2 separate regions of the Mus musculus genome follow, and region 1 is linked to region 2. Evidence: chromatin loops called from intact Hi-C (ENCODE). Cell type or tissue: left cerebral cortex. All regions are shown on one strand. Links, peaks and the distances in the headings refer to the core of each region. The heading gives the core; the rest is flanking DNA.

What was found. Hi-C counts contacts between places; a loop is a spot of excess contacts. Peaks named below come from ENCODE experiments on the same cell type or tissue, not always from the same donor. Only the 100,000 strongest peaks of a DNase experiment are listed, where the experiment ranks them.
Region 1: a loop joins it to region 2, with 3 times the contacts of the local background. A loop is called at or near these places in 7 of 42 quality-filtered maps.

The regions. Positions count from the first base shown.
Region 1 is chr13:54,947,865-54,950,767 of GRCm38, forward strand. It overlaps Unc5a (unc-5 netrin receptor A), which reads left to right and starts at 1,547. Exons shown (of 16, transcript NM_153131.4): 1 at 1,547-1,867. The coding sequence starts at 1,798. In left cerebral cortex, for the core only: a CTCF peak has its summit at 1,292; DNase peaks (open chromatin) are centred at 863, 1,311, 2,035 and 2,394; H3K4me3 peaks cover 2,500 bases; H3K27ac peaks cover 1,969 bases.
Region 2 is chr13:54,808,811-54,811,713 of GRCm38, forward strand. No RefSeq gene overlaps it. Among named protein-coding and RNA genes, the nearest start is that of Tspan17, 21 kb to the left of the region's middle. In left cerebral cortex, for the core only: a CTCF peak has its summit at 1,682 (motif pointing right); no DNase peak of the experiment used is centred there; H3K27ac peaks cover 141 bases.

The DNA of each region.
Region 1 (2,903 bases), core at 208-2,707, 140 kb after region 2:
CTGTTTTCTGACTTCCACACAGGCACTATGCAACGCACTCACATGCACACGCACACACACGTGCACACACACACACATCTTTAAAAAAATTATTTTCCCAGACAACAGCTTCTATTGAAAATTGGTAAACAAAACCAATTGGCTCCTCCCCTCCCAACAGGCACCTAGAACAAGAGAGCCATTTCGATATGACCCTGTGCCCTGTCTCCCTGCCTGTCTGGCCCTGAGGCCCAAAATCTGTACATTCACATCTGGAGCTTTGGTTGTGAATAGAAACACACACACACACACACACACATATACATATGCAGATATACACATATACAAGAGAGCAGAATAAAGCAAAACATTTTTCATAACCTTCTCTATAAAAAGTGGGAAACAAAAGACAGACCGAGAGAGGGCCTCGTGTCTCAAGAAATATAGGAGAGCTCATATCTCTTTGTGGAAGCCAAGACCATTCTTATATCATCTGGCCTGCAGCACCAATTTATATTATCGATCGGCGCTGGAGGCGTTTGAGTGTGTGACCGTCTTCACCCTTCTCATTCTCCTCCTGGCCAGAAGTGGGACCCTCTCTTTCAGATCCCTCGCCCTGTGCACACCGAGAGCGTTTATTTTCCTTCTCTAGGGCAGCCTTCTGTTTATTTTAACCAGCTTAGGGAATGGGGGTGGGGAATAGGAGATCCTCCAGCGGTCATTCTGCTGGGATCCAGAGACGCCCCGTGACTTGCCCAAGGTCACAGAGCCAGAAGAATGTGACACTTCTATTCTACCCCAGGAGTTTGTAGCTCCCAAAACCCTTCTGGTTCCTGCATCACGCCCACGTCTCCAGCGCCGCGCGCGCTCGGGGCGCAAACAACACGACGCTCCTTACAGGCTGCGCTGCGCCCTAAGGTTGTTTCCTTTGGGCCAGCGGCGTGGAGGGATTAAGAAAGCCTGGGGCCACGCTGCTACGCTTGCCCCTGAAGCCCACCAGGCTGTCTTGGGGAGGCGGATGGTGAGACGGTGGGGGCCTGGCGGCTCCTGCGCGCCGGCTGGGCCCCGGGACCTCTCCTGCAGTCCCCCATCCAAGCCGCCCGCCAGCTGCCTACCACGGCGCGCTGACGATCTCGGAGCGCAGCCCGGAGGCAGGGGTGCAAGCAGGGACTGCAGCGGAACCTGCCTGGGGCACTCCAGAGTCGAGCTGCTCTCCGCAGGCTGGCGCTGCGCCGGGGTCGCCGCAGCCCGGGGCCCCTCCCGGGCCACCTGTGCGCCGACTGGCGGACCAGGGTGATGCCAGATCCGGAAAAGCAATCCACTCCGGGATCCAGAGTCCTGTCTCTGTCCCTGGAGACTGAGAGGGGTGGTGGGAGGCCTCCCCGCCCACTACCCCAGCTCCTCCCTGGGGGAGCCTCAGGCGTTGCCCGAAGGGATCCCCGGTGCAGGGGGTGGCCCGCGCTCGCAGCGCCGCCCGGCCCCTCCTCCCCCGCCCCGCCCCGCCTCCGCCCCGCTCCGCCGCTCCAGTCCGGATTTTGCGGCGCCCGCCGGCCCGCTCCCCGGCTGCGGGCTCCGCGCGGCGGCTGGCTCGGTGCGCGGCGCGGCTGGCGCTGCGCTCCGCCCCGGCTGCATTGCTGCGCTCCGGGTGCCCAGGGGAGCCACGCGCCGCGTGCGCCCCGCAGCCGGCCGCCCGGAGGCAGCGCTGTCCTCTGGCATGGGCCCCGGGGGCGCCCCGAGGTGGGGCTCTCGGCTGAGGCGCTGACAGCCTCTCTCCCGCCCGCGGGGCCCCTAGTCCAGCCCGCTCGTCCGCCCGCGGCCATGGCCGTCCGGCCCGGCCTGTGGCCAGCGCTCCTGGGCATAGTCCTCACTGCCTGGCTTCGTGGTTCGGGTGAGTCACGCCGCGCGCGCTCTGGGGAGGCTTGCGGGGGACCGTGCGCGCGAACGCTTAGCTCTGGGGAGGAGGTGGCCGTGACCTGCGCGGCCGACCCGTCTGGGAGCCCCCGGAGGCCAAACTTTGCTGGGCAGGACGCGGGGGCCGCCACTCGCTGCTGCGCAGCTTCCTGGTGCGCTCTCCCGGAAGCCTTGCTTCTGCCAAGTCCAGAACAGCTGTCAGCGCACGGGGCTGGCGAGTGTAGACGCCCCACGCCTCCGGGTGGGGGAAGTTTTTGCTGGTTTCACGGGCCCGGGAGAATGATGGGGGGGGGGGGGGAGCGCGACGGCAGTTTGAAATAATCCAGGAAAGACAAAAAGACAAGACTTGAAGGACTCAAGGCCATATGCTAGTGCTCAGAAAATGGGGTGTGTGTGTGGGGGGGGGGGGGGGTAAGACAGCTCTTCCAGGTAGGACTGCCCCAAACAGCCACTCACAATTTCTAGCTTGGCACCTGGCCTGTGCCCACGTCTAGAACATAGTGTCCTCCTCTGTCCCCACCACACACAGGCTTGCACACGCACACACTCAGGCGTGGAGGCATCCAACAGCCCTCAGCTCTTGCAGCCGGTAGTCAAAGCACTGGGGCCCCTGTGGTGGCCTGTGGTTCCTGGCCTCGCTGCTGGAGGTGGGAGGGGGGAAGAGGAGGGCGAAGGGGAGTTGTTTGCTGTTGGCTGTTGGTTGGCGGGCTCTGAGAACCTCTCAGAAACTCCACAGCCCTGCAGTCTCCCCGCGTGTCTTGTTGGCCACCCTAACCAGCCCCTTCATAACCTAGCCTTTTAGCCCACCTCCTTGCGTGAGAGGCCTGGGGGGGGGGGGAGGTTTTGTCTAATCTCCCAAAGCCCGCACCTAGACCGAGCTGTGGGGGTCCCTAATCTCCTGGCCCCTAAGGATTTGGCAGTGCTGAGCTTCTGGGTATTGGGAAGGGTGCCTGAGCAATTCTTGGTGCTTGATGCCCCCAGAGCCTGCTTCCCGGGAGGTGATCCCTAGGCTG
Region 2 (2,903 bases), core at 248-2,747:
TGATCCTCTTGCTAGAATCACAGGTGTATGCTGCAGTGCCCAGCTTACTCTCATGGGTTGTTTTTTTGTTTTTGTTTTTGTTTTTTTGTTTTGTTTTGTTTTGTTTTGTTTTAGTTTTTTGTTGCTTTGTTTTTCAGCGCTCTGTGCTGTGCCAGAATACCATAGGGAATCTGCCCACAGGAGTAAACCTTGTTTGGCTCATGGTTTCAGAGATTTTCTGCTAAAGTCTCCTGGTTCCATTGTGGGGTGACTGAGGCCTAACATGGGGTGGACTATCTGGCCGGTGGGCACAAGCGATAGAGGAAGTTGCTGCTCACTTTATGACACCCAAGGAGTAGAGAAAGAGAAGGAGAGAGAGAGAGAGAGAGAGAGAGAGAGAGAGAGAGGGAAAGGGAAAGGGAAAGGGAAAGGGAAAGAGAGAAAGAGAAAGAGAAAGAGAAAGAGAGAAAGAGAAAGAGAAAGAGAAAGAGAAAGAGAAAGAGAAAGAGAAAGAGAAAGAGAAAGAGAAAGAGAAAGAGAAAGAGAAAGAGAAAGAGAAAGAGAAAGAGAAAAGATAGGAGGGGTCCATAGATAAGACATGCACTTTGAAGACACTGCTCAGTGACCTGCTTCCCCTAGGGGATTAATCCATGGGCTTGGTTACCACCCTCCTGGTCCAATTATCTCTAAGCAGTGCCACCAGCTGGAGATGCCTATGGGGACATTGTACAACTAGATCGTAACCATCCTACGCAAATACCCCTCTTCTCTCTCACTGCATCCCACCCTCCTTTAGATTCCTCCATCTAGAGAGGATGACAGTCCAGTTGGCTCTCCGCATCAGTGGGGTTCTGCATCTGTTAACTCAACCCGCCATGGCTCAAACATTTTGAAAATTATGCTTGCACTGAACATGGGCAGATTTCCTCCCTGTCATTATTCTCTAAACAATATGGTGTAATAACTATCTACATAGCATTTGTTAAGTATAATAACTAATCTGGAGATGAGTGAATACATCTATGGGTGTGTTACAGTGTGAATGTGAAATGCCTGTCGCACGCTCATGTGTGGGAACATTTGGCCCCCAGCTGACGGTGCTGAATTAAAAGACTATCGAATGTTGAGCACCTACCTGACAGACAGGTCACTGGAGTGGCCTTGAAAGTGATACTTACTTTTGGTCCTGGCTTGAACATTCTGCCTCCTGATCTTCGAGTTATATGCACATGCAGTCTCACAGCGCAGTCACCACCCCTGCAGCCGCGCCTCTCACATCGTTGTAGACTGATGCTCGCTGAAATGAGGAGCCAGAGCTCATCATTGTAAATGATGTATAGAACCCGGAGACAGAGTTCTACCCATCAGTCTGGGCACTAGGGAAACAGAGCAGCGGGGTCAGGAGTTTGAGGCTAGCCTGAGCCACATGAAACTCCATTTCAAAAAAAACAAGAACAGCAGCAGCAAAAACTATTCTTCTTAAGGTGCTTTTTGTCACAGTGATGAGAAAAGCCACACAATGGACCAGCTCCTGAAAGATGCTCAGGGATAACTCTATAGCTTTTGGATTACAGATCTTAGTGGATTTTGATCTAGGAAAAGCATTCATTAAAGTTTGAGTTATGATTTTTCTTTGCTTTTATTTTATTTAGAGATTTATTTATTTATTATTATGTGTACAGCATTCTGCTTGCACGTATGACTGCACGCCAGAAGAGGGCAACAGATTTCATTAGAGATGGCTATGAGTCACCCTATGGTTGCTGGGAATTGAACTTAGGACCTCTGGAAGTGCAGCCAGTGGTCTTAACTTCTGAGCTATCTCTCCAGCCCCCAAGTTATGATTTTGAGAGATAATAATTTCTTAGCAATCAAAAAACAAAAAAGAATACTTGATAAAAGCCATCTAAGAGTCACGTAGAAGAGAGAGCTCGTAAAAGGCAGCTGAAAGACATCTAGAACATAACTTTCTTCTTCTCCGTCTCCTCCTCCTCCTCCTCCTCCTTTCTTCTTCTTCTTCTTCTTCTTCTTCTTCTTCTTCTTCTTCTTCTTCTTCTTCTTCTTCTTCTTCTTCTTCTTCTTCTTCTTCTTCTTCTTCTTCTTCTTCTTCTCCTTCTCCTCCTCCTCCTCCTCCTCCTTCTCCTCCTCCTCCTCCTCCTCCTCCTCCTCCTCCTCCTTCTTCTCACTATGTAGCCCTCACTGTCCTGAAACTCACTTTGTAGACCAGGCTAGTTTCAGACTCACAGAGATCCACCTGCCTCTGCCTCTCAAATGTTGGGTTTAAGGTGTGCACCATTATGCCTGTCTCACCTTTATTCTTAACATTGGGATGTTAGGAGACAGATGCAGATGCAGATACTAACCCTTCGTGCTTCGTTGCCAAAGCAATAACACAAGAAAATAAATAAGGTGTATGAAGGTTAGCAGGGAAGAGATGAGGGTAGGAACTATCTTTCCTCTCATTTCCAACTGAGCCAATACTTAACGCTTATTCAGTTGAGTAAAAATTCAGCAGGTCCCTAAAGAACATTCTAAACAGCTCAAGGAGACCCTTTAATACCAAGTGCCTGAGAAAGTTCATGTATTGGGCAAGTTCAAATGGCATTGCCAGAATGATAGGTGACCAGAAGGGAATGGGATGCCAGGAAAGACTTAGGTTTCAAAGGAATTGGTGTTGATCCCTCAGGCAGACGATATGTTCAGGTCAGTGGAATCTCTGTGGTGAGGGGAAGAAGACATCTGGCTTCCAGATGGAGAACACGGAGCTGGGGGCAAACTAGAAAACCTGTTCTAGCCAGGAGGAGCTGCAGTAATTAGAATTCCGGAGAATCTCTACTCGTTTCCCTGAGTCATATGGACTCAGAACAGCCTACTGCTTTCTACAGGGCTCAAAAATAGAGTCAATTTCCTGTCTCATCCGTTTC